2 separate regions of the Homo sapiens genome follow, and region 2 is linked to region 1. The links are chromatin loops, found by intact Hi-C in ENCODE. Cell type or tissue: sigmoid colon. All regions are shown on one strand. Links, peaks and the distances in the headings refer to the core of each region. The heading gives the core; the rest is flanking DNA.

The links. Hi-C counts contacts between places; a loop is a spot of excess contacts. Peaks named below come from ENCODE experiments on the same cell type or tissue, not always from the same donor. Only the 100,000 strongest peaks of a DNase experiment are listed, where the experiment ranks them.
Region 2: it touches region 1 in a loop (2.4-fold over the local background); 21 of 110 quality-filtered maps call a loop at or near these places.

Annotation. Positions count from the first base shown.
Region 1 is chr12:11,787,441-11,800,003 of GRCh38, forward strand. All of the region lies in intron 2 of ETV6 (ETS variant transcription factor 6), which reads left to right. Among named protein-coding and RNA genes, the nearest start is that of ETV6, 140 kb to the left of the region's middle. RefSeq lists enhancers at 7,452-8,140, 8,141-8,829. In sigmoid colon, for the core only: no CTCF peak of the experiment used is centred there; DNase peaks (open chromatin) are centred at 6,646 and 7,001; H3K4me3 peaks cover 793 bases; H3K27ac peaks cover 2,747 bases.
Region 2 is chr12:11,651,090-11,663,652 of GRCh38, forward strand. All of the region lies in intron 1 of ETV6 (ETS variant transcription factor 6), which reads left to right. Among named protein-coding and RNA genes, the nearest start is that of ETV6, 7.7 kb to the left of the region's middle. RefSeq lists enhancers at 1,625-1,734, 2,065-2,114, 3,546-3,705. In sigmoid colon, for the core only: no CTCF peak of the experiment used is centred there; no DNase peak of the experiment used is centred there; H3K27ac peaks cover 757 bases.

The sequences.
Region 1 (12,563 bases), core at 2,856-10,855:
ATAAAATATTTTATTAAAAGTGATGTCGATTGTGTGTTTTTACTTCTCTTTACTGTGGGGACTAAAATATTTTAAATTCCATTATATGGGTAACATTTCTATTGGGAGTACTGCTCTAGAGTAAGAGATTTCTGGGTGTGAAAAGGCTGAGACTCACTCCTTGTTTTGCAGGTGAGTAAGGTGGGTCAGAGAGGTTAGGCCATTTGTTCAAGATCACACAGCAAGTAGGTAGCCAAGTTAGGAGTAGGCCAGCATACTTTCCTTTACCAAAAATGGCCAAAGGGATCATAGTGATTTTTTTACATGGAGTCTATGACATTGCTGCTTTGGGTCAAAGCCAAAAATATTGTGTAGAATATTAGCAGTTTTCTAAAGCCCTAAGCCCAAGTTGTATCACCCAGTATCAAATCCAATCAAAAATATATTAAAAAGAATACAAGGAAGAAAAGGAAAGAGGAGAAACCTCCCTATAGAAGACCCAGTAAGCAATCTGTTTTCATTCTTGAACAGATTTCTTTCACACCAGTGCCCTGGTATTACTGGAAAAAAGTACATTAATTACGGGAGTAAAGCACAATAAGAAAACATTTACAAGGAGTCCAGCCCTCATCCATCATGCCTTTCCCTCCAACAAAGCAAGAATCTCTTTAACAAATACCCATTAAAAGATTAAGCCTAAGAATAAATTGTTTCTTAGTCCCCAGGCAGTTCATTTGACATCATTTCCATAGGATTAGGGACTCCAGCAATATGTGTTTAGCACAGGGCTATAGTCACACTGCATAGTATTGGTCTAAACCATTCCAAAATATTTTTTTAGATCTCGAACTAATAAGACTTTTATGTGGCTGGTAATTATACTAATATTTCACCCACAAATTGGGCCTTTTTCCCCCTCCACAGTGTGTAACCAAACGCAGCAATTCTGCCTTTAAAAAAAACGAACCACCACCTGTTAAAAAGTGGTCTAGGAAGTATAGCAATGTCATGGAGCTCTTGAGGATGTGTATAATTGAATAGAAAGGAAACCTAGCATCTGGCGCACTCAGTTCTTAGTCCCTTTTCCTCTGAGCCATCATTTCTCTTCTGATAACTGTATTTGGTTCTTATAATTACTGATACTATGATGTGTGGAGTTTAAAGTACCCAACAGTTGTATAAGGCTTGTTACAAACACCTTCAATGTCCCCACTCCCCTCCCTTCACTCTTGATTTCTTTTTGATTTCCTGCTCACCAGGGCAACCACATTCAAATCTTTTAACTGATTCTTTTGTCATTCACCTCCTCCAATTCTTAAATCACGTGCTTGTATTGGTTTTTTTTTTTTTTTTTCATTTCTAAATATTATCTAGCATTATTTCACTGTAGGAAATGACAGTTTGTCCTTTCTTCCCCCTACCCCAACCCCTCCCATAGATGCATCCTCGTAATCATAATTTTGGACAGAACAATTTAGTGTTTACATATTAAGATTATATAAGTGCCATTTGAAGCTGAGTCACCTACTCTTTTATGGTTCTTCTTTTCCAGTCACTTTTCTTTTTCCCTGGAGTTGATAATGATGCTTTTATAGTATATTTATTGTTTTTGTTGTTGTTGTTGCTGTTTTGAGACAGAGGCTCACATTGTCGCCCGGACTGGAGTGCAGTTGTGTGATCTCTGCTCACTGCAACCTCTGCCTCTCAGGTTCAAGCGATTGTCCTGCCTCAGCCTCCCGAGTAGCTGGGATTACAGGCGCCAGCCACCATGCCCAGCTAATTTCTTGTATTTTTAGTAGAGACGGGTTTTCACCATGTTGGCCAGGCTAGTCTCAAACTCCTGACCTCACGATTCGCCCGCCTCAGCCTCCCAAAGTGCTGGGATTACAGGGGTGAGCCACGATCGTATTTCTTGTTTTAATGTCCTTCTTACTTGGTTTTTTATCTCCTTCACTAATTCATCCGCCCTGCCTCACTCTCCTCTCAGTAGTTCAGATGCCATAGGTGTGATGAGCCTTGAAGCAAGAGCTTCTACCTGCTTCGGTCTGGGCTTCAGCTTGGTGCCCAGCTATGACCTTTGTTCACTTTTTCTCTCCTTCGGGTGTGAGTCCCTTTCCTGAATTCTGGCCTTAATGGAGGACAATTTCCAATAGCTTCCTGAGAAAGGGTAGGGGGGAGGCAACTTTATTGAGACCTTGCGTGTCTGAAGAATGTCTTTCTTCTTTCCTCATACTTGATAGATTATTTCCTCATACTTGATAGATTATTTGTCTTACTGTATGATTTTAGACATGGGGTAATTTTCCCCCAGAATTTTGAAGGTAGCACTCCATTGCATTTTTTTTCAGTGCCATTGTTGAGAAGACCATGCCATTCCGATCTTTAATCTTTTGCATAAACCTTTGTTTGTTGACTTATTGTTCCCTGGAAGCATTTTTTTATTCCCCAGATTCTGCAGTTTTACAGTAATGTGCCTTAGTCTGGGTCTGTGCTAATCCTGATGCTCTTTCAATCTGGATATTCATTTCCTTTCATTCTGGGAACTGTCCTCCTGTTTTCTTCATTCTTTCTCCAGAACTCCCATTATTAGGATGTAGGTCCAATAATTATCTTTATTTTTCACCTCTTAATATTTTAAGTTCCTCTTGGAGAGATTCCTCAACCTTTTTTGTCAGCACTTCTTTTTTTTTTGTTTCTGATATCATACTTTTAATATTCAAGTACTTTTTTTGTTCGACTTGTTCTTCATTATAGCATCTTGTTTTTGTTTCATAGTTGCAATATCTTATTTCTCTCTGGATGATATTTTTCTTTCCCTGAGTTGTCTGTTTTCCCCACGTTGCCTTTGTCTGGTTTTGGTCTTTGTTTTGCTGTCTGCCTTCTATACTCAAACGTCTGGTGATCCCTGCATGTCTGCCCATTTCTGAGAGTTGATGGACCCCTCAAGCACTGAAGGCAAGTTCTCCGTGCCTGGGTGAACGTGCTCTCTAGGGTGGCCTGCCCACACATTTCCTTGGGATGCCATTGGGTAAATATCTCCAGGTCTTTTGTCTTTGGCTGCTTAGATTCCCAAGAGATGGTTGACTCTTCTAGTAGCCATCCTGGAGGGTAGATTCTAGCTGCCAACCTCCTAGGAGCACAGTGGGAGAAGAAGGGGTAGGGGGCACAGTGAGCACAGTGGTCAACATATGCATGTTCTTTTAATCTTTCATATAATTTCCGTTAATTCCACCTAGTCATTTTGGTACCAGAGGATAAACTTTTTTTTTTTTTTTTTTTTGAGACAGAGTATCTGTTGCCCATGCTGGAGGGCAGTAACATAATCTTGGCTCACTGCAACCTTCACCTCCTGGATTCAAGCGATTCTCCTGCCTCAGCCTCCCTAGTAGCTGGGATCACAGGCGCGCGCCACCACACCCGGCTAATTTTTGTATTTTTAGTAGAGACGGGCTTTCACCATGTTGGCCAGCATGTGGGTCTGGAACCCCTGACCTCAAGTGATCTGCCCACCTTGGCCTCCCAAAGTGCTGGGATTGCAGCTGTGAGCCATTGCGCCCGGCCAGAGCTTAAGCTTCTAATCTGCCATGGTAGGGGAGGAGCCGTGACTCGACTGTCCAGATTTTCACATGTAACTAGTGACACCAGTCCCCAATCCTTTCACGGATTCTGCCATGTGAATTTGGTTATATCACATCTTTCCTTACTATGAGTTTAGAATTCCGCTTTCTTGGGTTTGCTAAGTAAATTACCACCGGTTCTTCTGCTTTCAAGTTTCTGGTTTGTTTTTCTTTCTTTTTCTCCCCTCCCTCCACCCCCTTATCTCTTCTGGTGTCTTTGTCCTTGTAGATTTGTGCCTTCTTAAAAATCTCTTCACTGTTACTTTAGAGGATTTGGGGGAACGAGAACAGAGCTAAAATTAACTTCCTCCTCTGATGAATGTTGACAGTCTTCCTGCCATAGGGATGTTGTCCAAAATACGTGTTCATGTGTATGTCAAACTAGAGCTTCTCAGGAGGAAAGCTCTTTGTCCATTGAAATTGTTGTCACTATTGATAGTCTTTTTACCCTTAGACCAGTACAACTTGAGTCACACGTGTGGCCCATAAAGATTCCTGTAAGGTCGTGCATAAGGGACAAGTAGTTGTAGCTTTGTATTCGTGTCCAGTTGATGAAAACAAATTGCTATATCTCCTTTGTTACAAGAAATCTATGGAAGAATCTGGATAGAACCCAGATAGTTATATTTTTGTTTTTACACTGACCCCTTTAATTCAATAAAGACATCAATATGTGAATACATAATAACTGACACATACTACTATATAAGTGTTCATTGATATTGTTATATGCTGTTTTTTTTTAATAATACTTGTAAATTTTCCAAGAGTTTTATCTAATGTTTCTCAAACCCAGCTGCACAACAGATTCACCTGGTGGTCGTTTAAAAAAAAAGATTTCATTTCCCACCTTGGGCCTACTAATCTTCAGGGTGGGTGCAGTAGCAAAACAGAGCTTCCATTTTCTGGAGAAGAAGTGAGACATTTTGAGAACCCCGTTGGGAGGGTCGTACACATCACTGATGGTCATTTAGAAAGACAGCAAGATGAAGCAAGGAGCCAGCTCTGAGAGCTGCGGCTAAAAGCAAAGCCTGTATCCACAGCAAATAGATAAATCAATATACACGTGTAGTATAAATGTATAGAACACCTGGAAACCAAGGCACTATGCTGGGCCCTCCTTCTGTACAGAACACTTAGGCAGTATGTTGCCCCCTTTCTTTATGATGTTTTGCCCCTTTGTTTCAGTCAGATTTTACCTGGATAGGAGGATGAGCAGAAGAGGCTGGTGTGGATGTGCATTTTGTTCCTGCTCTCCCAGTGACAGACATTGAAGTGTTGGCCGGAGCTAGCTAAGAATTTACTTTAGACAAAATCCTGAATAGGACCCACACAACTCTGAGACGGATTACATTTAAAAATTAATCCTCGGCCAGGCGAGGTGGCTCACGCCTGTAATCTCAGCACTTTGGGAGGCCGAGGTGGGTGGATCATGAGGTCAGGAGTTCGAGACCAGTCTGGCCAACATGGTGAAACCCTGTCTCTACTAAAAATACAAAAATTAGCCAGGCGTGGTGGCGCACGCCTGTAATCCCAGGTACTCGGGAGGCTGAGGTGGGAGAATTGCTTGAACCCGGAAGGTGGAGGTTGTAGTGAGCTGAGATTGTGCCACTGCACTTCAGCCTGGGCAACAGAACAAGATTCCATCTCAAAAAAAAAAAAAATTAATCCTCTTTCAGTGTCAGGTCCCATTTGCTAATGGGGTTCAATTTTCATTCATCTACTGTAAAACCAAACAATTCTTATTTGCAGCTGAGCTAAGGGGCAGAAAAAGGAGGAAATAAAAAGCATTAAGTTTTATTTCCATGTATGCAACCCAGAAGGTTCTAAATGGTTACTTTATTTGAGCAACTTACTTTATTAATAGCAACTTCTTGTTTAACTAGAGCAGTGTTGGAAAAATAATTTAACAGAAATTTTAGTTAGGGGGCTACGGGAGGGGTGGGAGATGAAAAACTGAAGAATGACGAAATTCACATCCACTAATGTTTACATTTTTAAAGCTTTAATGTCTGTTTTTAAGGAATAGTTCTTTAATTTAAAAAAAAAAAAACCTTAACATATTCTCTGTATACTCTAGTGTTGGAACAATGGTGACTGATATCGGAGCTTTCAGTTGGTACAGTAATAATAGCTAAAGCTCACCCAGCACTAACTGTGGCAGATATTGTCCTAAGCACTTTACATCTGCTAGCTCATTTTATCCTCCCAAGAGCCCTTTGAGAAGTTTCTGTTATTACCTCCAATTTAAGATGAGGAAACTGAGGCACCAACGGCAAGCTTGCTCATGAGTGGTGGAGCTCCCCTGTTCATTTAACCATGTTGCTGTATTGCCTGGTGCTGCTTACCACAGGTGCCTGGCCCATAGGACTTTATGTCCTGGACTGGGCAAGGTTATAGAAGATGTTTTAGTTATTAGACAAAGAAAGCCATGCTGTTCCTTCCACACACCATCTCATTCAAAACCAATGGTCACTCTGTTTGGGGGCCACTAGGAGAGATGAGGTTCAGAGAACTCCAGTAAATTAAGGTCACAAGGTCACACAGATGAACAGTGGCTACCACTATCAGCTAGGATTCAACCCAGGTCGGACTCTACAGCTGGTGGGATGCCTCCCTTCTCTTAGTATATGTGCTCTGTTTTGCCGCTCAGGAGGCAGGAAAGAAAGATCAAGGATGAGTAGGTGCCTGTACTCCTAGTTACCTTGCGTAGCGCTATGTGACTCTTACTTGTATTTCCCAGGCATAAACCTGGCTGCATGGCAAAGAAAGCCAGGAAGGCAGCGTTCTCCTTTTTTGTGTAGAAGAAAATACTCTTGCCTCAGCAGCAGAGAACTGTGTCCACCTACTGTTTATTTTCCTCCCCCTTTTTCTTTTTTTCTTCATCAAAAAGATATGAATGCTGAGATCATCCCAGAGAAATCTAGAATAAATACCATGAGAAAATAGTCCCTCTGGAAGGCGTCTTGTACTCCTGCTGTTTGTAAATGTGAAAAGCTCAGCAACCGGGCAGCTGGATGGGTATAAATATAGCCCACAGCACTGACGCCCGCTGAATCCTGCTTTCTTAGAGGCACAATGGGAACCCACGGAAGTCAGAGAAGGAGCAGTAAAGCCCAGTCGATCAATCAGCCTCTCTCTTTCTCTCTCTCCATCCTGGACCTTAGTGTGGGCGTGAGGATAGAAGCAGCTTTAAGAGTGCACTTAAAATAGCTCTTGGAACTGGACATTGGCTAAGCTCAAAGACAAGGAAGATGCTTCCTATGAAACCGACCTCTGCCTGACCCTTACCTGGGGCTATTTTGACCATTCTGGTCCGTGATCTTAGGGCTGTGTTCTTTCTCAGTTCAGCTGCTTGGGCACAAGCAGGTTTTCTAGTGCACGCTCCAGGCGTTTGGCGCCTCTCTGCTGCCTCCGTACTCAGAGATCTTATTCTAACTAGACTCAGCTGTCTGAAGCCTGGTGATTAAAAATAGCCTCCTGGTGCTAGCTGTGGAATCAAGGGAGAGATACTCAGTGAGCAGAGAGGTCAGCTTGACGCAAGACACCTGACTGTCATACCTGTGGGTTTCCTTGCACCTGAGTTTTTTATCTCTTGAGGTATTTTCCTTTTATACTCTATCAGTGCCCATTTTTTATGGCTATGCAAGATAAACCAGTCATTTCAGATTTGTGGGGATTAGTAGAAGTCTGCATTTTGGCAGGAGAAAACCATTATTTTACTTGGTGGTTCCCAGAAATAAAGTCTCTAGTTATCATTCCATGCAGACATCAATGAGATTTGCCATTGAGGCATACATTTATTTGTTTTCTCTTTCTCATTTGGTGGTAAATACTTCAAAGTAAAGAACCATGTCCTCTACTTCCGTTGTAACTGCCCACAAAACTTAATAATTCATCTTACATGTCTTGTTTTGTGACCGTTGAACTGACCGTAACAGCCTTTCTCTGATGTCCATGGCATGCCATTAGTAAGAGTCACAAATACTGTGATACTCGCCTAATCCATTTTTAAAGTCTGTTCAGGGATAGTCTAAGAGTACAAGGCATATGTGCATATTTGCTTTTAGTTGTTTCATTCAATGTAAGCTGGATCTGTGCCTTACTTTTAACTTCTAAGATTGCTTCCTTCAAATTGGACCTCAGCATATAATATTTATAAAAATAAAGCAGGAACTGTTATTTGGTTAAAGCAGAATATACTTAAAATATTAAACTTGGGATAACTTAGAGAAAGCCCTGAAGTTGAAGAGCTTGGGGCTCTGTCAGTCCGCTGGTGGCCGGAGTGCCCCAGCACCGGGCCTTCCTCACAAAACATTCTGCCTCTGATTCCCTATCCTTGGAACTGGTGCCCAGTTAGCAAAGAGCACCAGCTGTTCTGGCCTTGGGGACGATGCATGGAGGAGGGGCACCCTCCAAGGAAACCAGGCCAATAGAGCCAAAGTGAACAATTTCAGTCATCATTGGGAACCATGATAGATTATGTAGCACTTTAATGATTGATTTCCTAAAAACCATTCATGCAGTCTTTGGAAGTTCAGCTTGTCACTTACTGGCGTGCCCTCCAGGGCTTCTGTCCACATCGATTTCACCACTACATCTCCACCCATGGAAGGCATGGGCCAAACCCATTCATATTCCAGAGAACAAGGTGCAGTTTCCATGGTATACAGAAAGGTAATATTGTACAGTGGGCAATAACATTCCAGTTCCGGCTCTGCTACTTCCTACTTCTGAGCAACTTGGAAGGTTGCCTAACCTCTCCAAAGACCTAGATAAAATGGGGTTAAGAATAGTGTCCACTTCATAGGGTGGTTCGAAGAAATAAGTGAAAATATAAATGTAAAACACTTAGTACAGTGTCTGTCACACAGCAAGGACTCAGTAAATGTTAGCCAAGAGGGGAGGAAGGAGGCTGCCACCCTTATCTGTTAGCTCAGCTTCAAAAAGCCTAGCAAAATAACATCATGAATTTGATCTGAGTGGTCACAGCAAATCCATTCCCTCACTGATGAAGCTCAAATTACCTTGGCCACATTCTTTAGATTTTTCCCTTTGCCTCTGAATGAAGCATTCACTTGACGTAGATAAAATACAGACACCTCAGCCTCCAGTTCAGCCACTGTCCAGTCAAGCAGGAAAGTACATTGTGAGTGAGTCTTAAGTGAAAAGGACTAGTTATGATGCATTTGAGACAAGAAAGTAGATCGAGCTTTAGGCTTTTCCTTTTCTTGCCGGAAAGGAAAAAAACAACATTGCATTAATCATCATCTGGTCCTCGGCCAAGATTCGTATTTACCTGTTATGTGCCATATTCATACTCACCCTGTAATGTGGCAGCCTCGTGCCATTTATCATTCCAACAGCCCATAACAGATGAGGAGACACAGATGACTTGTCCAGGGTCATCAAGCTTGTCAATGGCAGAGTGAATGTTGGAGCTCAGACCTTCTGACTCTCAACCCAATGAGATACAAATAAAATAGTGGAAACCACCAGCCAGCCCTCCCAAGTGTTTAGGGGCATTAAAGACACTGGCCATCCTAAAGGCGCCTCTTACTCTTATACATCATCTACCACTGAAACCAGAGCTTCCGCTGTGCACTGTCCATGCGTGGGGCCGATCAAGGACACCAAGGCTGTGCAATGACAGGTTTCTTCTCTATAAACTTTCCTTGTCTCTTTCTTTTAAGACATTGAATAGCACTAAGGGATAATTTCTTCCTTTTCTTTTTTTTTTTTTTGTGTGTGTGTGTGTTTTGATTTTTGACACAGGTTCTCTCTCTGTCACCCAGGCTGGAGTGCAGTGGCATGAACATGGCTCACTGCAGCCTCCACCTCCTGGGCTCAAGCAATCCTCCTACCTGAGCTTCCCATGTATGTGGGACCACAAGCATGCCGCACCATGCTCAGCTAATTTTTAAAATTTTTGTAGACACAAGGTCTCACTATGAGCTACCATGCCTGGCCTAGGGTAATTTCTTAAAGTAGAGCTTTATCTCCTTGTCGAGAGGCATTTAGATGTCCTTTCTTCAATGAAAGATTCTTTTTCTCCTCTAAAGAACCCAGAAATAATTTGTTGGTCCTTTACTATGATGTCCCTAACAGATCTAATCATGCCTCTCCATTTTGAGACCATTCATTCTTTCAAACACCATTATTTTTATTCAGACAGTGTACCTAGCAATAGTCCCGGCACTGGGAACACAGAAATGAAAAGTTACTCTCTTTAAGAAATTCACAGTTCCAAAACCTCGGCTGTACCCACAGAGTCAGGGTCATAGGGAAGTTTCAGTACCAGATAGTGGGAGGAGGGCCAGGGCTGCCAGTCGTTGGTGAATGTGGTAAGGTGGCAGGCTGTTGGCAGTTGAGAGCTGGCATCCAGCATTAACCTTAGAAACAAAGAGCTCAAGGAGCAGAAATCCAGCCACAGAGACTGGGATTCGGTCATAGGACTTCTGTTATTGAGAAGGACTGGAAGACAGAGCTGGGTAGGAACCAAGATAGGCATCCCATTACAGCAAAGGCTTGTTTTTAGGTGGCAGACAAGGGCACAGAAAAGCCAGCAGGAGTGACTCAATACTGGTTCCCTGAACCACTGGTCCCAAGCTTCCTCTTGATAAAGGGTAGGCCTGGTCCCGGAGTCTGGGTGGAGCTGAACTTCAAAGTAAAGGAGGGTTAAGTAAGCCTAACTGGAAAGGTTCTGGGCCGTAGGGGCAGACAGCCAAGCATCTCACTGCAGCTAAAACCCAAGTAAAATAAATAGGACTTATGGTATGCACAAATCTCTCATACCAGAGAAAGTGGACATTCCAAGTTTGTGTGATTTGAAGGAAAAGATTTTAGTTCCGTGGTTCTTGTAGGTTGTTACTAGATTGCTAGAATGCTTATAATATAAGATAGTTTTGTGTGATGGGTTTATTTGGGAATGTGATGATAGAAACAAAAGGAAATTCCTTTGTTTTTTATTACCATACAAGGATAAGATTTTGAGATTATCTTTCCAAGGAAAACTTATCAACTATCTATTATGTATCAGGCACAATCCTTTGTACTGGGATTCCAAAGACAAATAAGATAGTTCTTGACCTCAAGGAACTTGTAATTCGTTGGGGAAGACAGATAAGTAACCAACAAATTAGAACGTAGGGTGATTGGAGTGTGTTTCATGTCACTGCGCCACAGAAGAGAAGCAGTTGACTTAGGAGAGGAGAAAGTTTAATTTGGGCCATGAAGGAAATTAAAAGTAAAGACCTCCAAATTGGTGGGCAGCCATTGAAGGATTTTAGGAAAGTGATGTGCTGAGGGATGGATTATAAGATCGGGGGCAGAAAGACCAGTTACAAGGGAAAATCATGCTGGTCATGCCCCAGTACTTACATTTTTCTCATACCACCTCTTAGAGCCCCTGAAAGTGTAGACTCCACTATGGAGAAGCAACACAAATGTGAAATACTAGCTTGCGAGCCACGTGGGTAGCTCTTTCCTCTTCAGGAAAGGGGAATGCTAGTGTCTAGAAGTGGGAGAGATTGAAATGATTCTGTAATGAGGAAATAAGTTACGTTAGGGCACATATATAAAGAAACAGCAGAAAAAATGTAAAATCTCAATCACTCTGTAGCCATGACATTTATAAAAATGAAAATTTTACAAGAGTATTTCTAAATGCTTTGAAGTTGGCCCCCAAAAAGCCTGCCTACCTTCACTTTGAGTTACAAATAAAATCCCTAGTGTTGCATAGCTGTGTGAGTGGTATTTACATTCTCACACATTTCAGATCTCTTGAGTCCATTTTGCTAGTATTTGTTTTCCTTGGAGATAGGAGTTAATTCAGTCACACTTTCTTCCCCTGACAATAACTGCATTTTTTTCTCTAAGGTAGCTTTCCCTCCAACCGTTGCTTGTTGTTCTTACCCAAGACCCAGTATCTGCCAAAACAAATGTATGTGAGTGATAAACGCTGAGAGGAATGTCTGTTGGACCACAGGAAATTTCCTGTTCAGGAAGAGATCTTGGGAACTTCCTGTGGAGGAGTGCATTGTGGGACTTTTGGCTGCAGTCCCTTGACCACAGCTGCAATTAACTAAAGGCAGAGGGGGAGGGGAGAGGAAGAAGAGGAGACAGCTACCCACAGACATTCTTATCCATGTAGCCCGAGGAGAGAATGGGCTCATACAGGTTCACAACTTTGCAAGTGAACTAGATGTCTAGTGCAGAACAAGATCACTGTGCCCAACCTCCTTTACTGCCATCCATCTTTCACAGCCTTCCCGGTGCTTTCCTAGGGCTCCTAAAAACAGTCACTGTCACATTATCCATGTGCATTCCCCAGTCCCTCATAAGCACACATGAAGTGTCCATGCCCTCTGTAGCCCCACCAACTGTTTGGAATCTCTTGATTAGCTTCTAGAATCCAGGCATTGGAGTTGGTGGTCTTTCTCCATCCCAACTTAAGTATGAAAGAGAGGAGAGGAGAACCCGTGGCTCTTTGACATACCTTCATGTGACCCTAAAAGCATTAGGGAAACGTTATGGAACTGTTACGAAAAAAGAGGTTAATAAATCCAATTGATAAGCACAATCAAAACCAACAGGAGAACCATGCATTCTTGTGCTGCAATGCCATTACGAAATGAAGTCCTCGTTAATACCTCATACTCCCCTTCTTGGTCCCCAAACTGGGCACGTCTACTTTGCATTCAAGTGCCTGATGTGTGTGCGTGTGTGTGTTTTATTTTTTATTTTTTATTTTTTTGAGACAACCTATTGCCTAGGTTGGAGTACAGTGGCATGATCACTGCTCACTGCAGCCTCGATGGCCTGGGCTCAAGTGATCCTCCTGCCTTAGCCTCTGGGTCCCTGGGACAGACAGGCATACCACCATGCCCTGCTAATTTTTAACAATTACTTGTAGAGACAAAGTGTTGCTATGTTGCCCAGGCTCTTGATGTTTCTTTACAGCCTTCA
Region 2 (12,563 bases), core at 2,821-10,820, 140 kb before region 1:
TCCATCTACCCGTGTTATTTTTCCCATCGCTGCATTTATTGTACACTTTATTCATTTCGCTGTTCCACCAGTACCCAGGTAGAAAGCCTTCCGCTCTTGTGAGAGGCTGAAGCTGCTGAAGTTTGTTTTTGGTTTGGCCTATTTAATGTGTGTTCACTGAATGGACACTACAGCAACAATGAACAAATAACCTGTTTTCTTCGTCTGTGGGGAGTTAGAAAAACCCTTCCTGGTTTAACACTGCCTTTCAATTAGAGTCTGTGTAGGGGAAACGCAGTAGTTCATCATACGTGCTTACTAGGTTTTTTATAATTAGAATCACATTTTGGTGTTTCTTATCAGAAAAGATATTCATGGGTTTGAGGATAGGCTAATGTGAAATCAAAAGGTGGTTTGGGCTTCTTTGTTTTTGCCTCACAAAAATGCCTAATGGAACTTTTAGGCTTTTGTGTTTGTACATAACTGGAGGTAGCAGTATGTATGTCTGTGGGCATGGGGCGTGCCACACTAAAGAACTTAGGGTACTTTGATATTAATACTTCAAAACCAGTTTCTTTTGCGGTATAAATTAGATTCTACACAGAGTTCAGGAAAATCCTGCGGTATAGATAATCTAATTTATTTGACGCTTCATAACATAGAGGTAACTAAATAGTAGGATATTCAATAAATAAATTGTATTTGGCTCAGTGGCAATAAACCCGACATCAGGAAAATCTGCCAACTACAGATCAGTAACTTTAGGGCAAAAACAACAAAAAACAATGCTTTCTGTGACGTTTCTTGATCCTCTTCTATACTGCATCCCCACCGTTTTGATGGGCTTATGGTGGTGTGCTGGCTGCAGACTGCTACTGAGTGGTTTGTTTCATTGTGCTCCAGTCGGAAAAAGAGTACAACAGTCCCTTGCCTTACTCACATACAGAACCAATCCCAAGCAAAACGCGTTCTTAAATGCAACATGAAAATTGTCTGTAATTTGCATATCATTTTTTTCCTTATTGCTTACAACTCAGTTCTTTCAGGGTGCCTCTTTTCATTACTGTGTACTTCTATGTAATTAAAATAGATTTAATGTTCTTTACCAGAAAGGAAAGAATCACTTTTATTTTGGATCGTTCTTTATGGAACGAGTATGTATTTGCTTAGACTGCATGTGTCTAGGTGAACGTATGTGAAGAGTATCTTTCCATGGAGTTTGTTTAATTCAGTGTTCCAATAATAAGCACTAGAGATCAAGGACTGGGATTATTCCAGGTCATCTGAAATGTTCTGGTGATGTGTGCTGCGTTTCATTTAGTCCTTGGGATGTGGTACGGTGACTGCATAATAAAAAATGTTTGCTGGTAACCCACAAGCAAGTTGCTTGCTTCTAGAGTCCAGTAAACAATATGCTTTTCTGTGTAGTGAAGAACGAATGTCAGAGGTTTTCAAGGATGAGCTGATGAACCTGATATACCGAACTCCTGTGACACAAAAGGCTCTCACTGTGGAGAGGTTTTTCCCAGTCCTCCTCTCCACTCCTGAAACCGTCCTCACTTGCTTTCATTCCTTACAAGTAGCGGGTCAGCAGGCAGACAGTTCCTCAGCGGCTGGTGAGATGCAGCCACAGAGGGAAGTACTTTGTTTATTTCTGAGCAGTGCCTGCTCTGCTAGAAAAGAGTAGTGTCCGATTTGGGTGGAGTTTCCAAGGTGAAAGTTTCTGAATTGGTCAATCAGTGACGCCTTTGTAAAGATGGCTCATGTGGTGGTCGCTCGCAATGAATGCCTGATAAGGGCTTTTCTGTTTCTTTTGCACTGTGTAAGTTTGCTCCCATCGCCTGGGGAAGTTAATATCAGACACACACTTTTTACGGTAGAAGAGAGGTTGACTACTCCAAGGGCACTGAAACTCTCACTGAGCCTTATTGTTTCTCTACACGCGACTTGCAGAAAGCAGGAGTGCTCGAGCACTCCTGGGGGGGTCTGTCCTACAACCCTTGAAGGTTGTGGCACTGTTGTCATGGAAGTTCAAATGCTTCAATTCCTGACCATTTGGGGTCGTTTAAATGGAAGGAAAGGATCAACTCTCTATAAAAAGTCAAATTGTTTTAAAGAGGATTGCCTGGCTGACTGTGCTGGTCACAGGAAGAAGGAAGAGGCTGTCTTTTCCATCATCAGCCTTCACCTTCAAGTCACCTCTTCAGTTCTAAGTTTGACCAAGTTGCAGCGGAAGGTGGTTGTGGCCTAGCAGACACGGTCCCTTGTCAGGCTTGGCACAGCTTGTTAGTGGGCCAGGACTAACCAGAATCCAAAAACGAGTCACACAGTGTCTCTAGTCCCCTCCTTCCCTGCTGTCCGTATCAGTCAGCTTTCATAGCAGAAGGAAATCTGGTTTTTAAAATTTTGCTACTAACTGGGAGACTCTTTCGAGCTCCCCTTCTGGACTCTGGGCTCCTTGGGTTTAGTGATGATTATCTTGGTGTCCTAGTAGTTAGCTTGGCAGCTGGCATAGAAATATTTCTCAGTAATGTTTGCTGATGTGAATGAAGTGAGAGGTGGGAGGAGGCCAGCCCCCTTTCCTCTTTCTGTCTGCGTGTAACCTCAGGGTGACGTAACACTTTCATCCACTGGCTTGCTTGCAGAAAGCACTCAATAGGGCCCACTACAGCCTTAGAGAGGGCTAGAGCACTCCTGGGGGGTCTGTCCTCAAATGCTTATTAATAGAATTTTGATACAATAATGTTTTATAATTTTTTTTTGGAGACAGAGTCTCGCTCTGTCGCCAGACTGGAGTTCAGTGGTGCGATCTTGGCTCACTGCAACCTCTACCTCCTAGGTTCAAGCAATTCTCCTGCCTCAGCCTCCCAAGTAGTTGGGATTACAGGTGCCCGCCACCATGCCCGGCTAATTTTTGTGCTTTTGGTAGAGATGGGGGTTTCACCATGTTGGCAAGGCTGGTCTTGAACTCCTGACCTCAAGTGATCTGCCCGCCTCAGCCTCCCAGAGTGCTGAGATTACAGGTGTGAGCCACTGCGTCCAGCGTAATGTTTTATTATTTTGATAAAATTCTCAAAAACTGCTTTTGTGTCAAAAATAACAAAGAAGGAAATTGAGGAAAAGGTACAACAAAGGGGCTTAAGGAATTGCTTTAACAGGTTCAGATTAGCAGGCTTCTAAGTGCCCCCCAGTTTTTCTGACAATAGAATCAGGGAACTTTCAAACATTCAGAGTTGAGAGACCTTAGAGATCCCCTGGGCCAACCTCCTCTATTTTTTACAGGGAGGGGATCCAGAGAGCTAAGGGGTTTGCTTCAACCCATGGGTGAGTGAGCCAGGTTTGGAGGACACAGGCCTACAGGTTCTTAGGCCACTGCATTCTCTGGGTTCATGGTGTGTCCCTATAAAAGGCCAAGGAAACTCGATATAATAGGCTTCGCTCTCTCTGGCACTTCCTAGCTTGGTCCATTTTAATCACAAGCCAGCTGGTCTGAGGGCACGGGGGTATGTGCCAAGGAAGATGGTATGTGGGGGTAGAAATGGGCCACTGGGGTCTGGTCAGGTGTGAGAAGAGGAAGTAGTAGGAGGGAGGAGATGAGAGAAGAAGGGCCTGACGGACTTGTATTGGCACCACTATTTGCATCAATATATGTATATATATATATTTTTTACAGTGCACAAAGGCCTGCAAGTTCTGTTTTGGGCTGAAGGCCCCCTATCTGCTGTTAGGACTCCTTTGAGGAATCCTTGGGTGGGCCGTAGGCTCTTTTATCAAGGGTCAGACAATCCTATTTATACTTTAATTTCTGTGTAGTAAGCTCCCTGTTTCAAACAGTCAAAGCTAAAAATGTGGCAGCTGGCCCTAGAGAAGTAGCTATCCTGCTCAGGATAAGTAAGTCAAGGGCAAAAAATACCCCAGATGTGAGCACCAGAGGCAGGTAGAGCTAAGTCACATTCTGCTCCTCTGAGTGCAGCTGTATTTGTGCACACCAGGAAAGAGCTGGGGGCAAGGTGGGGGCACAGGGTTGCTGAGAGTAACTCACACAGCAGTTTCATTTTTTTCACCAATTTTTAAAACTTGCCCTTTGGTGTGGATCTCCCAGCCAAGTGATTCAGTGTCAGATGAAGCCCCGTAAGGTGTGCCATATAGAAATGACATGTTTGTTCTATGTGAATACTACTTTAGAGACAATCCTGGAGCTTGTTTTCAGGTAAGGGTCCACCACTTCCATATTTGTTGTTAGATGTGTGTTGGGAACCAATCTCCGTGTGTATTTGTTGAATAGAATGAGTGTGCATTTACTCAGGGTTCCCACGCCAAAAGGGACCCAGCTTAAAGACTGTTCACTGCCAAACCTAGTATTTGGGGACAGAAAGACTAGACTAAATTAGTAAAAAGTTAGAATTATAGCCTATTAAAAAACAAACACATTTTTATTGATTTTCCAAACATACAGGAACCAAACTAATAAAGTGTTGCTTACTGGGGCATCTCAGGGAACGTTCCAATGAATAGGCAAGAATGTGTTCCACATTATCCATTGGGTAGAAACTAGTGCTACGATGTGCTTGGAACTGTTCCTTTAGTGTCAAAATATTACCACACATTTTATTTGCTCTGTTAATTTGTTTGATAACCTTTTCTTCTTAGTAAAAATACAGAGTTCAGCCTGGTCGTTGTCTAAATGATCTGGAATTCCCAGAGTGTGGACGAGGGGCTTGATTAGAAAAGGTATTGCCCCGTGTTAAGTGTGGACTCTCAGATGAGCATAACTGCTCACTCAGCCCTATGGATTTCGCTTACAGGAAACGGTAGAATGCTTGCATTTCTGAAACTTTGTAAATTCTCTGTAATTAAAGGTGTTCGTCTGCTGTTTTAGTGGCCGTTGTTCTACAACAACCAGTTGTAGCTTACAGCTATATAGTGATTTATTACAAAACACTTTCTTCTTCTCCTTTTCCTTCTTCCTCTTCCTCCTCCTCTTCTTCTTCCTCCTCCATCATCATCACCGGCATCATTTATTGAATGCTACTGCATGCTGGTCCTTGTGCTGTTTTATATACATTATATACATTATCTCATTTACTCTTCACAGCTCTCTATGGATGCAGTTTTTCTCTCCATTCTACAAATGAGGAAACTGAAGCCCAGAGAGGTTAAGTGATGTATTGGCCTAAGACCTCGCAGGCTGTAAGTGGCAAAGCTAAGGCCAGAATCTCTACTGTGGGACTCTAATTCCAAAGTATTTTCTATGAGGGCATTCCAAAGTGCAGCCATTTTTGCGAAGAAAATTAGGAAACTTGAAGTGACGGGTGGCTGGTGGATTGTTACATAAGCCGAGATGAGAGGCAGGAATAGAGCTGGCAGAAGTGCTTGCAGAGGTTCTGAATTTCCTCTGCTTCCTGGTCTCTTCTGAAGATGGGTCTTCCTAGCCATTACACAAGTAGCGGGGACAACCAGATGGTCACACAAAGCCACCACCCACTGTGGAATGAATGTCTAAGTTTTCCATATTTACCCCAGTCTCTAATGTCCTCTGGTGAAATTTTGTCTTTGATGGGTTTCATTTTGGGCCCTTGTTGTTTTTCTCAGATGCCTTTCTTTTCCTTGTGTTTTTCTTGCTTCCTCCGGTGCTTAATGGCTTCTTCATGAAGCGGTTGGAAATCTGAGAGATTGTGTCATCCTGCCCGGCCTCGGGCTAGACACCTTCTTTGCCTGCTTTTTACTTCCTGGTCAGTTGCTTCTCCTTATACAACTTTTTTTTTTTTCCTTTTAAAGCTTTTCACACAATCCATAAACACAAATTTTTGTTTTTCTTAAACCATCTCTCATGTACATCTTTAATATTATGTGATTTCCAGGAATCTATTTCAGATATTCCCTCATTTTCCCCTATAACAAAAGGAATCATCTTTTTTTGACTCCTGTCTCGATGGCTTGACCCAACTCGCCTGTTCTAATTTCCTGGAATGAAGAGAGCATTTCGGCCATCTGACTTTATACATTTCTGATTTTGAACGACTCTAGTGAAGAGAGTCTTCAGAGCAAATGTAGGGAAAGAAACAGAGAAAGAGAGAGATGTGTTGTGGAGATAATATGAGGGGATTCAGAGAGCATTATCCAAATTTGTCATGAAGCAAATGAGGAAACTGAGTCTTGTGGCGTTTAAAGAGCTTGCCTGAGATCACATTCCTAACTGATCAAGCCAGAGTCAGAATCAGTGTTCCATCCTAGGTCCATGTTCCTCTAACACCATAGCAGAGGAAAAATGAGAAAAAACAGGCAAGAATTCAGAAAGCATAGCTTCCTTTTGAAGATTCACATGACATATTAGTGTTCATCATTGTGACTTCCAAGTGAAAGACAGAGTTCATGTTATGAGATTTAAGAAGTGAAGAAAGAATGCAATGTATTTTGGAAAGATATCTAACAAAAATGGTTGGCATAAGAATAATGTTAAGTTTTAAAAGGCTAAGCTTCAGTTACGTGGATGAATGATTTATGAAAAGTACTCCCCCATGAAGACACAAAAGAGGTAGCCAATGCATCTGCAAGTTCTTGAGGCCTGATGGCCTCCCTGGGGGTATTTTCCCTTTGTATGTGGGAGTCAGATATACGGAAAACGACTTCATTTCCTGAATGACCCAAAAAGGACGCATTGCCCTGCTGAGTGCCAGTTGGTGAGTGTGCTCAATGGTGTTAGTGTTGCCACAGTGTAGTTCCAGTCACCACGTCTTTCGATTTTGACTTACATTTTCTTCTGTCTTATGTTGTTCTTTGGTTCTTACCTGTAAAGCTGACTTCCCTTCAGGAGATTGTAAGGTGCTCAGAAAAGGGCTTTACCTCACTGCCATGCTGTGAATTCTCCTAGGGGAAGAGTACAGACAATGGAGTAGACAGACCCATGAATCCTGGTTCCTGAACTTGAACTTGTTCAAGCTACTTAATCATGAACCTGTTAACTCATCTGAAGTGGTAATAAAAATGTGTCTCTTAGGGTTGTTGGGATATGTACATTGCCCAATGTAGTGCTTTATACTGTTAAAAAGTTAGTTCTCCTCCTCCTTTATACATCCTCCATAACACATGGATCTGGAAGAGGCTAGAGATTTTCTGGTTCTGTGCCCACATTATACAGTTGAGAATACAGAGGCCAGGGGATGGTTTGTTTTTGTTTTTGTTTTTGAGACAGAGTCTCGCTCTGTCACCCAGGCTGGAGTGCAATGCCGAGATCTCAGCTCACTGCAACCTCTGCCTCCCAGGTTCAAGCAATTCTGCTGCCTCAGCCTCCTGAGTAGCTGGGATTACAGCTGTGCACCACTCACCTGGCCAATTTTTGTATTTTTGGTAGAGACAGGGTTTCACCATGGTGGCCAGGGTGGACTCAAACTCCCGACTTCAATTGATCCTCCTGCCTCGGCCTCTGAAAGTGCTGGGATTACAGGCGTGAGCCACTGTCCCCGGCCCCCGGCCAGGGATGTTAATGGCCTTGCTCAAGCTCGTGTGGCTAGTTGGTGGTGCCATCTGAACTAAAATCTAGGCCTCCCGAGTCAGCTGACTCCCTGCACAGTGCTCTTGTCACTGTCCCATTGAGTTGTTCACAGGGCTGGGGTCACTCAGTCAGTGCTCAAAAAAGCTCTTATTTTAACTTTAATTGAATACAAGCCTCAACAATAGGAGAGATGAGCCAAGTGCAATTATATGATAATAGCAAATGCCTTTTGCATCTTACAGCAGAATTTTGAAGGAATAGCTAATGTGGTTCTGAATAAGTTTCCAGAGATGAAAGAAAAGGAAAAAACCTAAGTCTGGAAGTACTGTACAGTGAGTCTAACTAGCATTATTACTCAGCGCTCAAGTATTTGAACCTATTCAGGGATCTGCTCCTTCATACAGTTGCTTATTATTTGTGACTGGGGTGAGACTTGAAAGAGAGCATCAATTCTCCAGTCTGCTTTTGTTTAACAGGCAGTTCCATGTCTGTCTGACCACAGAACAGACACTGTTTGCTGTGGGCTGGTGAATGTTCACTTTCAAGAGCAGGGAGTAGATGGCCCTTCGTGGAAGTTTAATTATACAGAAGAGTTTGAAAAGGCCAAGTTTGTTACTTTGGGGCATGGGGAAACCTTCCTCTCTAGCAGATGTGAGGGGACCGAAGTGTCTCTTTTCAGCAGTTGTATTCTTCTTGCTGTGGACCTAAATTCGATCCTAAGTCATTCTTTGTATGTACATGGCAGATGAGAAGATGAACTATAGACTGGAAAATAACCCTTTTTTGAGGAATTGTGGAGAAAATGTTACCCACCTGTCCCTCCTACCACCATGCAATAAGTGTGGGCTACTTAATACTCTTGAAGCAAGAGTTTAGGTTTGGAGAGAAACTGCTCCTCTGATCTTCTCCTGGAAACCACAAGTGGAAGTTTGTGATTTTCTTCTCAGCTGCCCTGTCCCCTCTCCCTTGGGTTATGACAGGCCGTGTAACTTTATCTTTCTTAGGACTTATCTCTTTGATGAGGTCAGTAATCCTGCTTCACTTACGTCCCCTATACGTAAGATTGCCATAACCAAAGATGACATGCAGACTCTAAAGCATTTCCTGGAAAAAATGAGCTACAGATAGAAGTAAGGCTCGTAATTTAAAAAATCGAACCCCAGAGAACAGCCTGTCTCTGAAGTTAACCATTCCCCCAGTACTTTCTCTTGTTTCCCTGGTGAAAGTGTGAATCTGGGTTGTGGCAGGGGAAGTTCTGGCACTGCTAAGAGGTGAGGAAGGAAGAGGGAGGGCCCAGAGCTGCCCACCTCACTTGCAGGTGTGGCCTGGAAGAGTGCCGGGGTCTCTAATGAAGAATCAAGTTCAAGGGATGAAGAGGAGTTGGCGAAGGGGCACAAAAATACAGCTAGATAGAAGGAATGTGTTATAGTATTCATTAGTATAATAGGGAAATTAGAGTTAACAATTTATTGTGTATTTCAAAATAACTAGAAGAATTGTACTGTTCCTAACACAAAAGAAAAATGTTTGAGGCAATAGATATGCCAGCTACCCTGATCTGATCATTACACATCTGCACAGATATCAAAATGTCACATGTACCCCCAAAATATGTACAACTATTATATATCAACAAAAAAAATCAAAGAGACAATTTAGAATAAGTATGGTCTCAAGCCTAGTGACTAATATGTGGACAAGTAGATCTGCACTAGGGTATACAGGAGGAAGTATTATGGAGACTTCATAAAAAGGGAGATGGGGCGGGGCGTGGTGGCTCACGCCTGTAATCCCAGCACTTTGGGAGGCCGAGGCGGGTGAATCACCTGAGGTCAGGAGTTCAAGACCAGCCTGGCCAACATGGTGAAACCCTGTCTCTACTACAAAAATTAGCCGGGTGTGGTGGTAGGTGCCTGTAATCCCAGCTACTCGGGAGGCTGAGGCAGGAGAATCTCTTGAACCTGGAAGGTGGAGGTTGCAGTCAGCTGAGGTTGTGCCACTACACTCCAGCCTGGGCGACAGAGTGAGACTCTGTCTCAAAAAAAAAAAAAAAAAAGGGAGATGGGGGACATGGTGGGAATTTGCTAAGCTCTTTTGTTAACTGCTTTAAAGAACTCAGACTAGGGAAGGAAACTTCTCTCAAGTTTATTGCTGGTTGTTATTTCCAGACCATTTGTCTTTCCCAAACTGCCCTTGGCCATCAAATCAGACTCCTGCTAGAGTAAGCCTCATGGTAGTGTCTCTTGGCTCACCTCTGTGGTTTTGCTAATTATTTTCATGTATTGACCTGGGATCACAGACCAGGCACCCAAAGGGACAGAGGTGAGTTCTTTTTCTTTGGGCCTCTTTGGATACTCATAACCCAAGTCCCTGTGACAGGTTTTGGAAAAATGGCACATCTGAAGGATTGGATCCGTGGTGCATTTTGTAATTGCTGTATCCTCTTTTCTTTAAGGTCTTGCTGTGTCACCCATGCTGAACTACAGTGGCGTGATCATAGCTCACCGTAACCTCAAAGTCCTGGGCTCAAGTGATCCTCCTGCCTCAGCCTCTGGAGTAGCTAGGACTACAGGTGCACCACCTTGCCTGGCTACTTTTTTAAAAAACTTTTTGTGGAGACGAGGTCTTGCTTTGTTGCCCAGGTTGCTCTCAGAACTCCTGGGCTCAAGTGATCCTCCCACCTCGGCCTCCCAAACTGCTAGGATTATAGGCATGAACCACTGTGCCCAGCCATTTTGTCCTCATTTTGACTTGAGATCTGGGAGATTTTAAAGATCCGTGTCATGAGTTCACTTGACTGGTGCTTTGCACTTTTGAGACCCGTCACTCTCCTGACTAATAGGTCTTGACGGCCACTAATGGCCAGCAATGGCTGGGAACAGCAGGACACTCTCACTTTGTACCTTTTGATCTGGTCTTTATTCAAAGTGGGGTGAACCCAGTAGGAGAGTTGTTGTTTTGGGGATAAAGTCTGGGTGACAGATTCTTCAGGCTGGGTAAGTCTCCTGTTCTCCCCGACTTTGAGACCTGAATGACCTGATTTGGCTGACTACACCTCCAGTCCCCTGGACAACAGCCAGCTCCTTTGATTTTGTGCCATTTAGTCCTTCCCTTCATCTGCTGACGCTGATACTTTCGGGTGAGGTGGAAGGAGAGAGCATACCTGTTGGTGAGGTAAGAGTGTTTTCCTTCAGAGAACCAAAGAAACAAAGGCTCCCTTTCTGAATTTTGTGTTCTGCCTCTTTGCATTTCTGAGGCTCCTTGTGTCTGGCAGGGCTGTGAGTGAGGAGATGAGGGTGTGCTCCTCTGCAGGCAGAAGTCAGCTGTAGGTCAGATGTGGCTTTGGAACACAATGGAATCCAGGGGGAATGTTGGCGAGCACAGCAAGGCTGGGGTGATGATCCTCTAATCTTTTGCAGCGTGCTGTAAGAGTATCTTTAACTTTCGCCGAGACAGGCAGGGCAATGAGCAAAAGGACCTCGGTGTTAGGTAACATCTCAAGTAGGGCACCTGGTAGTACACCTGTCTTGCATGTTCCCACCCTTCCCAACACTTTATCTTTTTGAAGCCATCTACCCTTAGAAAATGAACAAGGAGCCACTGACATAGACAGCAAGTATATTTACTTATCTTTTGGGTGCAAGGCAGTTTGCCCTGCTGGGAGAGATGTGGGATAAGGCCCCAGAGTGGAAAAAAACAAAAAACCTTAAAAATGCAAGAAGGAAGAAAGGTAGGTGAGCCAGCAGGTCCCACTGAAAGGCCTTGTTATTGCAGCAAAGAGGGAAGAGGTGGGCCCAGTGGCACAAATCACTAACATTCTTCTGACAGTCACTAGCCAGTTCTTCTGAGAATTTCTCTGTCTTGAAAAACTTGGTAAAATGGCCAAATGGAGCTTCTCCGAACTAGGGGGAATGCCTGTGTGTGCGTTCGTTGTTAGCCATCATGTTGAACAGTCTGATTTAAGGGAAAGTTGGTCTGTGTACATTTTCATTTCAGCTGTGGTCTTTGAAGGTTCACCATGGAGGAGGTGTGGGTGGATGAGAATAGAGTCTTCTGCCTCTTGGTTGGCTTATATGTAGGTTATAGGTGAATGTGAGTTCACAACCCCCAGCCTATTTCTTATTTGGGTGCACTTTTGGATGACTTGCAGGGCTGAGTTTGGGAAAACCCAGTTACTCTTCCTTTATGCACATATTTCTGCCAGACTAAATGCCAAATAGATAATTGGAAAGAATTTTCTTCGCAGCCCTGGTCCCCAAATTGGTGTCTGTGATTCTTCCTAGGGTCTCATATTATGAGAGTGCACTCCCTTTAATCTTTTGGGACCTCAAGTGGGGTCTGTGTGGACAAGATTGTGCTTCTTTGAGAAACTTCTTGCTGCACACCAGCCAGGGTAAGGCAAGAGTTAGTCCTGTTGGCTGGGTGGTTCTTGGGCAGTTGAGCATGCTTAGCACTTGAGAGGTTTCTGTTATACCATTTGCCAAAAGGGACATCTCTCCGCTGGTCCTAGTGCCCCAGGGCACAAATGGCAGGCTTTAGGAGAAAATGCACAATTTCAGGTTCAGTCTCTATCTGCATTTGTGTGCATGAATGGACTAATAATTGCAGTGCGTTGAACGATTTCTGCATATTCCAACACCTAGAAAGTAGCTTCCTGGATTAGGGAACGGTTCCTAGGTACAGCTACCAAAGGCTCAAGCTTAAGCACCAACACTGGAGGTTAGAATTAGCACGCTCTAGGGAGGACAGCGAGAGGGCAGCTGACACAATGCCTTTATGGGCTATTTTTAGCTTTAGTCAGGCCTATCTGGAGTGGCTTGTGCTTTCTTGGGCACCGTCCTGCATTTATTCCAGGGTTTGTGCTTGTGACTCTGTTTGCATATATGCCACATGTATCGCATGCTCATGGGATGATAAATTGCAGAAATTATGGCATAATCTGTTTTCTAGCATATAGAGGAAAAGATTACACAAAATCCAGCCTTGTTGTGGCGAAGAAACCTAACATATAGATGTAAAATATATCTCCTTGGAGGCCTGGCTTTGTGATGGGCTATGAACGGATTGTTAAACAGCAATGTGAGGGGCTGTT